2 separate regions of the Homo sapiens genome follow, and region 2 is linked to region 1. Evidence: read pairs that join two places in POLR2A ChIA-PET (ENCODE). Cell type or tissue: endothelial cell of umbilical vein. All regions are shown on one strand. Links, peaks and the distances in the headings refer to the core of each region. The heading gives the core; the rest is flanking DNA. Region 1 overlaps IGSF23 (immunoglobulin superfamily member 23). Region 2 holds the start of CEACAM20 (CEA cell adhesion molecule 20).

Evidence for each region. ChIA-PET counts read pairs that join two places held together with the same protein. Peaks named below come from ENCODE experiments on the same cell type or tissue, not always from the same donor. Only the 100,000 strongest peaks of a DNase experiment are listed, where the experiment ranks them.
Region 2: POLR2A ChIA-PET joins it to region 1 with 6 read pairs; 3 of 35 experiments call an interaction of 5 or more read pairs at or near these places.

The regions. Positions count from the first base shown.
Region 1 is chr19:44,623,077-44,628,447 of GRCh38, forward strand. It overlaps IGSF23 (immunoglobulin superfamily member 23), which reads left to right. Exons shown (of 5, transcript NM_001205280.2): 2 at 631-896; 3 at 4,344-4,497. Among named protein-coding and RNA genes, the nearest start is that of IGSF23, 12 kb to the left of the region's middle. In endothelial cell of umbilical vein, for the core only: no CTCF peak of the experiment used is centred there; a DNase peak (open chromatin) is centred at 3,155; H3K27ac peaks cover 2,337 bases.
Region 2 is chr19:44,527,783-44,533,153 of GRCh38, forward strand. It overlaps CEACAM20 (CEA cell adhesion molecule 20), which reads right to left and starts at 1,893. Exons shown (of 12, transcript NM_001102597.3): 1 at 1,676-1,893. The coding sequence starts at 1,727. In endothelial cell of umbilical vein, for the core only: no CTCF peak of the experiment used is centred there; no DNase peak of the experiment used is centred there.

The sequences.
Region 1 (5,371 bases), core at 258-5,257:
GCAACAGCGTCTGTTTAATCACTGCTGAGCCCCCGAGTCCTAGAGCCTTAGAGTCCTAGATTTGGTTCACCCAGATCCAGAGGCGAGGATTCAAGGACAGATAGTCTGTTTGGGAGGTGCAAGGAACTCGAGAGTGGGGAAGTTAGGCAGAGAAGGCAGGAAATAATAAAAGCTGTGTTCCCAAGCTGGTTACCATGGGCAACTGGAGCACAGTCCCATTGGGGAACTCAGGCCCTGGTGTGGAATGACTCTGCAGAGTTATCCCACATAGCAGAGAGGGAGCTGGGGAATTTATATACCAACGTGTCCTGGCATTGTGGAGGGCTGCTCCCTGATGTGCTCATTCCCCAGCACTTCCAGCCTGCTGCCTCCATGGGCAGAGTAGGCTTTGGCCACCAGTGAAAGTCCTCAGGCAACGGGATGCAGGTGCTGGCCGTTGGAAGTGGGAAGGGCAAGGGGTTGGACTGGGGGCACTGGGCACAGACCAGGCTCTTCAAACACATTCATGGGTGAATTAATGAATGAATGAACACATGAAAGAATGGATGTCTCTATGGTGGGCAGAAGAAATGCCCAGCTTTTCTGAGTGGACTCCACTCTTGTGGCCTTGTTCCCTGTTTGCACAGACAGCCTCCAACTAATGCCACTGAAGACATTCCCAGCTGCTATCCGGGGAGTCATCCAGAGTGAGCTCAACTATTCTGTGATCCTGCAGTGGGTGGTGACAATGGACCCTGAGCCTGTGCTGAGCTGGACCTTCAGTGGGGTGCCCTGTGGGATGGGAGAGAAGCTGTTCATCCGACGGTTGTCCTGTGAGCAGCTGGGCACCTACATGTGCATAGCCACAAACAGCAAGAAACAGCTGGTCTCTGAGCCTGTAACCATCTCGCTGCCAAGTGAGTCCCCCATTCCACCCCACCCCACCCCACCCAAGAGCCCTGCACCCTCTCCAGCCTGTGGCAGCCTCTATGATTCCATTAAGCCACCTACTATGAGCAGTCCCCTGTGAGACCCTTTATAGGCAAAATGTCATTCCAATGTTCCATCCACCTGGCGGACTGTGGATTATTAGGCCACTTTCTTCTTCTTTCTTCTTTCCTCTTCTTCTTCTTTTCTTTCTTCTTCTTTTTCTTTCTTCTCCTTCTTTTCCTCCTCCTCCTCCTCCTTCTTCTTCCTTCTTCTTCTCCTTCTCCTTCTTCTACTTCTTCTTCTTCTTTTTTTTTTTTTTGATAGAGTCTTGCTCGGTCACCCAGGCTGGAGTACAGTGCTGTGATCTCAACTCACTGCAACCTCTGCCTCCCAGGTTCAAGTGATTCTCATGCCTCAGCCTCCTGAGTAGCTGGGATTACAGGCATGCACCACCACATCTGGCCTATTTTTGTATTTTTAGGAGAGACGGGGTTTCACTGTGTTGTCCAGGCTGGTCTCGAACTCCTGGGCTCGAGTGATCCACCCACCTTGGCCTCCCAAACTACTGGGATTACAGACATGAGCCACCTCGCCCAGCCAATTAGGCCATTTTCAGATGACAGGCTGAGGCTCAAAGAGGTTAACTATGATGAAAGCCCAGCTTAGGATCTGGACCAGGCTACCTGGGTCCTTGGCTCCAACCATTTGCTTGTTACATGAACATGGGAAGCCTCTTTGCCTCTCTGAGTCTCAGCACATACCTACAAAAAATGCAGATCAAAATCTAAGGAGTGGGCCAGGTGCAGTGGCTCACACCTGTAACCCCAGCACTTTGGGAGGCTGAGGCAGGAGGATCACTTGAGCCCAGGAGTTAGAGACCAACCTGGACAACATAGTGAGACCCTGTCTCTACCAAAAAAAAAAAAAAAAAAAAAAACTAAAAATTTAATCAGGCATGGTAATGCCACCTGTAGTCCCAGCTGCAATGGGAGGATCACTTGAGCCCAGGAGTTTAAGGCTACAGTGAGCTGTAATCGCACCACTGCACACCAGCCTGAGTGACAGAGGATGACTGTCTCAAAAAAAAAATCACCATTGTCATCATCTAAGGAGTGGTTCAAAGCAATGGCTTTGGAATTTGAATCCCTGGCTGTGTGACTCTGAGCCAGTGCCTTGACTTCTCTGTGCCTCAGTTTCCTCATCTATAACACTGGGAAGATAATAGTGCCTACCCCAGTGTGTAGTTGTGAGCATTCAATGAGATAAGCCGGTGAATAGCTTAAAACAATAATGTCTAGCACTATCGAACACTAATGAGTGCTCAATAACCGTGAGCCAATAACACTGTTGCAATTAGCATTGTCATTATTAATTGTAGCTATTACCATATACAGTCGGTATATGGAGCCCTAGGTGGCAATCAAAATGACAGCAAGTTGTTGAGATCAGAGAAGTGGTTTGGGACCTGGTCAAAACTCAGTTCAGTCCCTGTTCCCGTGCCTTCCTGGCTGGGTAACTTAGCGCAAGTGACTTCCCCTCTCTGAGCCCCAGTTTCCTCATGTGTATAATGGAGGTAATCCTATATACCTCTTCAGGGTTGTTATAAGGAACGAAAACAAGGGGTGACTGAGTTTGGCAGAACAACTGTCAGGCAGCAGGTGCCTTGAATAGCAGCTGTTATGGTGAATATTGTTTTTAGTGTGTTATTCATGGAGGGACACATGGTGATATGGTTTGGCTGTGTCCCCACCCAAATCTCATCCTGAATTGTAGCTCTCATAATCCCCATGTGTCATGAGAGGGACCCGGTAGGAGGTAACTGAATCATGGGGTCAAGTTTTTCCCATGCTGTTCTCGTGATAGTCAATAAGTCTCACGAGTTCTGATGGTTTTACAAAAGGCAGTTCCCCTGCACACATTCTCTTGCCTGCCGCCATGTAAGACATGCCTTGCTCCTCCTTCACCTTCTGCCATGATTGTGAGGCCTCCCCAGCCATGTGGAACTGGGAGTCCATTAAACCTCCTTTTTTTTAATAAAGTACCCAGTCTCAGGTATTTCTTCATAGCAGTATGAAAATGGACTACCATGGCTTGGAGTGAACTAGAGGTATGCAGAGGAACTGGCCAGGAGAGAAGAGAGGGAGGGTATTTGGGGTAGGAAAGAATGCATGAGTCAAGGTTCAGAGCTGGGACATGGAAATGGAATGCGTGATGGGAATCTCAGCTTGGCTGGGTCCCAGAGAACCACCTCACCTCCCTGGCCAGGGTCCAGTGGGAGCTTCAGGGCTGATGCACTGGGGGAAAAAATGTAAATCTTATATCACCTAGTGACCCTGATATTCAGTGAGAAGGACAATACTTCCAAGACCTCCTTTGCTCATTCATCAACTGCCCAGGAAATGTTTATGAGCACTTGCTGTGTGGCCAGCCCACACAGCTGGGAACACTCTGGTGACCAAGACAGCTGCAGCCCTGCCTTCACAAGACTTACAGTCCAGTGTCCACAGACAGTGATCACCAGAGTGGGCAGGGCTGGGATGGGGGAGCCCAGAGAGCTATGAGACTCAGCCTAGGAGTTAAGGAGGGCTTCCTGGAAGAAGGGACACCTGAGCTGAGAATTATGCTTAGCTGGCCAGGTACAGTGGCTCATTCCTGTAATCTCAGCACTTTGGGAGGTTGAGGCGGGTGGGTCACTTGAGGCTAGGAGTTTGAGACCACGCTGGCCAACATGGTGAAGTAGATGGTGAAGAAGATGGTGAAACCCCATCTCTACTAAAAATACAAAATTTAGCTGGGAATGGTGGCATGTGCCTGTAATCCCAGCTACCAGGGAGGCTGAGACACAAGAATTACTGGAACCCAGGAGGTGGAGGTTGTAGTGAGCTAAGATTGTGCCACTGCACTCCAGCCTGGTGACAGAGGGAGACTCTGTCTCAAAAAAAAAAAAAAAAGGAATTATGCAAGCCAAGAGAGAGAGATGGCATTCCAGAGAGACAGTGCAGCATGGACAGGCCTGGAGGCAAGAGAGAAAGAAAGGGATGAGCTTGGAAAATTGAGTGGAGTCCAGGGTTGCATGGCTATAAAGGCAGGGCAATGAGAGAGATGAGGCTGGCCAGGTGGCAGGGCCTCGAAGGCTAAGGTGAGAAACTGACTTCTGCCCCAGGGTGCTGGGAAGCCACAGCAGGGTTCTGAGCAGGGGAGGAACAGGGTCAGGTGTGAGCTTTAGAAAGATCCTCCTGGCTTCCATGTGGTAGGAAGGTGGATGGGTGCTGGACTAGGGCAGGAGAGCAGGGAGGAGAGGGGGCCAGAGACCTGGAGGATGGAAGAGAAGGATGGATTGAAGAGACACTTGGGAGGGGGAATGGCAGGAGGGAGGGGTGCACAGGGAGGGCGGGCAGATGGCTCCTCCAATCTCACCCCTCCTTGGTCCCCAGAACCCATCATGCAGCCCACAGAAGCAGAGCCCATGGAGCCAGACCCCACTCTGTCCCTGTCAGGAGGCTCTGCCATCGGGCTCCTTGCGGCTGGGATCCTGGGAGCCGGGGCACTGATTGCAGGCATGTGTTTCATCATCATCCAGAGCCTAAGGTACCTCTATCCCTCACCCCCGTCCACTGGGCAACATCCACTCAGCCCCCATGGGGCACAGAGCTGGCTCAACAAGGAAACAGAGATGAAACCAACACCCCCATCAGGGAGGGTGATAGCGACTCCTGAGGAGCCCATCTGACTCACTGGTTTCCAAAATGGGATCACAGCAACAAAGAGATAGAAGAGGACACTAGAGCTGGGCTGTCTGGCTTCAAGTCCCAGCTCTGTAACTTACTAGCAGTGAGGCTGTGGGCAAGCCACTCCCCTTCTCTGTGCCTCAGTTTGCCCATCTGCAAAATGGGGATGATAATAATAGCATCTGACTCTCTGGGTTGTTGGGTTGGGTTGTTGTGAGTGAATTTTTCTTTTTCTTTTTTTTTTTTTTTGAGATGGAGTCTTGTTCTGTTGCCCAGGCCGGAGTGCAGTGGTGCGATCTCGGCTCACTGCAACCTCTGCTTGCCAGGTTCAAGCAGTTCTCCTGCCTCAGCCTCCTGAGTAGCTGGGATTACAGGTGCATACCACCACGCCTGGCTAATTTTTGTATATTTAGCAGAGACAGGGTTTCGCCATGTTGGTCAGGCTGATCTCAAACTCCTGACCTCATGATCTGCCTACCTCAGCTTCCCAAAGTTTTGGGATTACAGGCATGAGCCACTGCACCCGTCCAGTGAGTGAATATTTCTAAGAAACTTAAAGCAGTGCCTGGAATGTGGTAAGTACTATGTTCGTCCTCTCTACACATATCTGCAGTGACCGCTCTGTGCCAGGCACTGAGGATACCGAGGGAAGAAACAGCAGAAAGACCCTGCCCTCATGGAACTTGCATCCTGGTCGGGGACACCATCAAGAAACACAATGAATGAGTGAAATA
Region 2 (5,371 bases), core at 114-5,113, 95 kb before region 1:
CAAGGCTGGGCTGAGCCCTCACCTCTGCACATGACCTGTTGCAAAATCATGTCTTCACTTCCAAAATACTTTTTTCATCAAAATATTCTAGTTTCTGCCTTTTGTCTCAGATGCCTTCTAGGCAGAAATTTCACATCCATCCCCATCCTGATCCGTGGACCTGGCCGCTCAGGGCTGGCACAGCCTCCCTCCACCTGTCTCTCATCTGCTTGTCTGAATCTCTGTGATACTCCAACTCTCTCCCCGCGTTTCTGAATCTATTTCTGGCTGTGTATTTACCCAGTTCTTTCCCTGTCTCTTTGTCCTCTGTCTCCCTCTCTTTCTGCCCCTTCCTGTTTTTCCCACTGGTATCTCTTTCTTTCTTTTCTTTCTTTCTTTTCTTTCTTTCCTTTCTTTCTTTCCTTTCTTTCTTTCCTTTCTTTCTCTCTCTCCCTTTCCCTCTTTCTTTCTTCTTTTTCTTTTTTTTGACAGAGTCTTACTCTGTCACACAGGCTGGAGTGTAATGGCACAATCTCGGTTCACTGCAACTTCTGCCTCCCAGGTTCAAGCAATTATCTGCCTCAGCCTCCCGAGTAGCTGGGATTACAGGTGCCCGCCACCACACTCAGCTAATTTTCGTATTTTTAGTAGAGACGGTTTCACCATCTTGGCTAGGCTGGTCTTGAACTCCTGACTGCGTGATCCACCCGCCTTGGCCCCCCAAAGTGCTGGGATTACAGGCGTGAGCCACTGTGCCTGGGCCCCACTGGTATCATTTCTAAGGTTATTTTTTCACCCTTTGTCTCTGTCTCTGTGCGTATCTCTTCTCCCTGTATTTCTCTCTCTTTCTCCCTGGGTCTCTGGTTCTGTGGCTGTGACTCCATCTTTCTCTGTCTCTCTCTCTTTCTCTGTGTACACAGACACACAAACACACATCTTTGTCTTTCTCTCTTGTCTCTGGTCTCTGTTTATGTCTCCTTCTGTCAGTCTCTTGCATCTGTATTTTTTTCTGTCTCTGTCTCTCTGTGTCTGTTTCTCTCTCTGCCTCTGTCACTCTTTCCTCAAGTATACACACACACACACACACCACTGACAAATATACATATATCTTTGTCTCTCTGTCTCTGGTCTCTGTTTATGTCTCCTTCTATCTCTTTTGTATCTATGTTTATTTCTGTATTTCTCTCTTTCTTTCTTTTTTTTTTTTTTTTTTTTGAGACAGGGTCTTGCTGTGTCACTCAAACTAGAGTGCTATGGTGTCATCTCAGCTCACTGCAGCTTCCACCTCCGAGTTCAAGGTTCAAGTGATTCTCCTACCTCAGCCTCCCAAATAGCTGGGACTATAGGAGTGTACCACCACACCCAGCTAATTTTTGTATTTTTAGTAGAGACGGGGGTTTGCCATGCTGGCCAGGCTGGTCTCAAACTCCTGGCCTCAAGTGATCCACCCACCTCGGCCTCCCAAAGTGCTGGGATTACAGATGTGAGCCACCACGCCTGGCCCTATCTTTATATCTGTATCTGTCTTTATTTCTGTCTCTGTCTCTGTGTCTCTATTTTTTTTCTCTGCCTCCATCTCTTTTTCCTCGAGTGCACACACACACACACACACACACACACACACACACACACACCGCTGACAAATAGATGCATACAACCTCCCTCCTCCCGCATCTGAAGGAAGCAGGGCACTCACCTGAAAGCAGGATTCCCATCCAGTGGTGTCCCCATGAGTCAGCAGGCCCCATGGGTCCCGGCACCTGACTTCAGTGTGCCAGGCCGTCTGTCGCCCCGGCTTGCACACACAGATACAGTCCTCACTCCAGGTGCAGCCCCTCCACCTCCCTTCTCTCCTCTCCCACCCTGCTACAAACTCACACACACACTGCAGTAACTGCAGCTCCCAGGACAGACAGGGGTGGTGGCAGGAAAGTAACTTTGACCCCACCTCTGCCCTCTACCCCCAGGGCTCACTTTCCTTCCCTGCCCAGCACAAAGAGCGGGAAGTCCAGGAACCCTGGAGACCGGGAACTGCGATTACGATAGTCAATAGCAATGATAATAAAAAACAACAATGACCAGCTCCTTGTCCCCGAGAGCTTAATAACCAGTCCCAGTGCCAAGTTCATTATAAGCAGCCAATAAATATTAAATGAGCCGGAATCATGCTTGTGATATAGATCCTGGTCATAAACAAAAGCTCTGGAGTCAGACCGGCAGGAATCTCAGACTGAGCAGGACTGGGGGACCTCCAGGAGGAGCCTGACGTGGTCTTGGGAGAAGGGGCAGGGAGGGCCTCCTGGAGGAGTGGACATCTGAGCTGAAACTTCGAGAACATAGTAAAGGTTCCATATATAAAAGTTACTTAAAAAAAAATCTCTATGACAAGACAAGCTGGTGGTCTTTGACAGTGTATAGACCTAGACCCAGAAGATTTAACAGAACCGACCAGCTGAGGGAACTATCATTAATCCATGTATCCATCCATTAATTTAACAAATACTTCCTGAATTCTCTTCCTTTTTTTTTTTTTTGAGATGGAGTCTTGCTCTGTTGCCCAGGCTGGAGTGCAGTGGCATGATTTCCCCTCCCTGCAACCTCCACCTCCCAGGCTCAAGTAATTCTCCTGCCTCAGCCTGCCTAGTAGCTGCAACTACAGGCGTGCGCCTCCACACCCAGCTAATTTTTGTATTTTTAGTAGAGACGGAATTTCACCACGTAGCCCAGGCTGGTCTTCAACTCATGAGCTCAAGCAATCCGCCCGCCTCAGCCTCCCGAAGTGCTGGGATTACAGACGTGAGCCGTCGCGCCCAGTCCTGAATTCTCTCCTATGCTGACCCCTGCTCCTGGTGGTACTGGGGACACAGCTCTGACTAAGACAGCCCCAACCCTGTTCTCACAGAGGCTCACAGTCCAGTGGGGGAGACAGAACTGTCCCCAGACAGTGACAACCCAGAGTGGGCAGGGCTGGGATGGAGGAATTCAAAGGGGGCGCCTGGCTCAGCTTCAGGATCAGGGAGAGCTTCCTGGAAGAGGGGACATGGTAGCTGAGACCTGAACAACATAGGGGTGAGCCAGGGGGAGCAGCATGTGAAAAGTTTTTGAAATTGGGGCACAGAAGGAAGGTCAGGTGGGTCTAGAATAGAGGAAGTGAGAGAGGATGGATGATTCAACAGGCGGCTTAGAAAACTCTGGAACTGTTACTTAGGGTATGAGGGGCAGCTTGGCATTGCAAGAAAGAGATCGTGACTCACTCAGCTGCCTCGTTTTGCTGCCCTGCTTCCGTCTTGCTCCTGCTACAGGCAGTCACAAAGTATCTGCCCTGATAAAGCATAAGGCCGAGCCAGCTGGCTCTGGAGCCAGAGTGCATGGGTTCAAATCCTGACTCCCCGACTTGCTAACTGGGTGGCCTCAGCAGGTCAGCTCCCCTCTCTAGGGACTACTTTCCTCAGCTCTAAAATGGAGATGATGCCCAGGCACACTGGCTCACATCTGTAATCCCAGCACTTTGGGAGGCTAAGGTGGGAGGATCACTTGAGCCCAGGAGTTCAAGACCAGCCTGGGCAACATAGTGAGACCCCATCTCAATTAAAATAAAATAAAGCAGAGTAGATGATGATGCTTTTGTCTCCTAGGAAGCTCTGTGGTTATGAGCACTTGACCTCAGTGTGCCAGGCCATCTGTCACCCTTGCTTGTGGCACCATTTACAAGCACTAGGCTAGCTGGCTGCCTGGGCTGGCAAGACAGTCCTTTACATCCCAGCCATGGTTCATTGGGAAAAATTTGTCACCCTTGCATGCTTCCGTGTGCTCCATCTGCAGACTGGGAGAAATCACAGACTCCCCGCACAAGACGGTTGTGAGGATCGAATGAGTGAGTGCCAGGAAAGTGCTCAGAGCAATGCCTGGCACAGCGTAAGCCATCAACAAATGTGAATTCCCACTGGATGTCATGACTGCCCTGCATCATAATCTCACTGCAGCCCTGTGAGGGGGTACGCATTCATTCACTCTGTTACTGCTGTGGACTGAATGTTTGTCTCTCTGTCATTCAGATGTTGAAGAAATCCTGATCCTGCACGTGATGGTTTTAGGAGGCAGAAACTTTGGGAGGTAATCAGGTCCCTCCCAATGGGATTAGTGCTCTTATAAAAGGGACCTCAGAGAGCTCTCTTGTTCACTTTCCACCACGTGGGGAATGCAACAAGAAGACAGCAGTCTGTCACCCAAGAAGAGAGCCCCCACCAGAACCTGACAAAGCTACCACCCTCATATAGGCCTTCCAGCCTCCAGAACTGCATGAAATAGCTTTCTGTTCTTTACAAATCACCCATTCTGTGGTCTGTTCTAGCAGCCCGAACTGACCGAGAGCCACTCAACATATATTTCGTGAGTGTCTACTGTGCCTGTTCTAGGTGCTGGGGACATAGCAGGTAATGAGACCATCAGACGAGGCCAGGTGCAGTGGCTCATGCCCATAAATCCAACACTTTGGGAGGCCAAGGTGGGATGATTGCTTGAGCCCAGGAGTTTGAGACCAGCCTGGGCACCCCTCTCTACAAAAAAATTAAAATAAAAAAAAATAGGCATAGTGGTGCGTATCTGTGGTTGCAGCTACTCAGGAGGCTGAAGAGGGAGGATTGCTTGGGTCTGGGAGTTCGAGGCTGCAGTGAGCCATGATCGCACCGCTGCACTCCAGCCTGGGTGATGGAGCAAGACTCTGAAAAAAAAAAAAGAAAAAGAAAGAAAGAAAGAGAAAGAAAGGAAAGAAAGGAAAGAAAGGAAAGAAAGGAAGAAAGAAAGAAAAGAAAGAAAGAAAGAAAGAAAGAAAGAAAGAAAGAAAGAAAGAAAGAAAGAAAGAAAGAAAGAAAAGAAAGAAAGGAGGGAGGGAGGGAAGGAAGGAAGGAAGAAAGGAAGGAGAAAAAAAAAAGAGTGGGGTAAGGAATATGATTATTCCATCCCATAGTTAAAAACACTGAAGCTCACAGAGGTGAGATGACTTGGATAAAGTCACAGGACATCTCAGGCCCTGGCCCTCAACCTCCATGTGCGTGTGCCTTTTTCCAAGGGCCCTTCGCTATTCCCCAGCCACACCTTTCTGTACACCCAGATCAATGAACACCAATGTGGCCACATCACCCCGCCACGCCTTCAGACTCTATGGGTCCCTGTACTGAAGGCGCCTGACCCAGACCAGCCCAGCATTCAAGGCCTCTGCCACCCACCTCGTTCTTCCCAGAATGTCTGAACCTTCTGACCACCCACCTTCTCCTAAGCCAGCTTCCCTCCCCACCACCTCTGCCCTGAGGCACTCTCCCCTCTTCCCCTCCTCCCCATCCAAGACAACAGAGCTGCTGCTGGAATGGACTTCCCAAATCTGCCCCTTCATGCA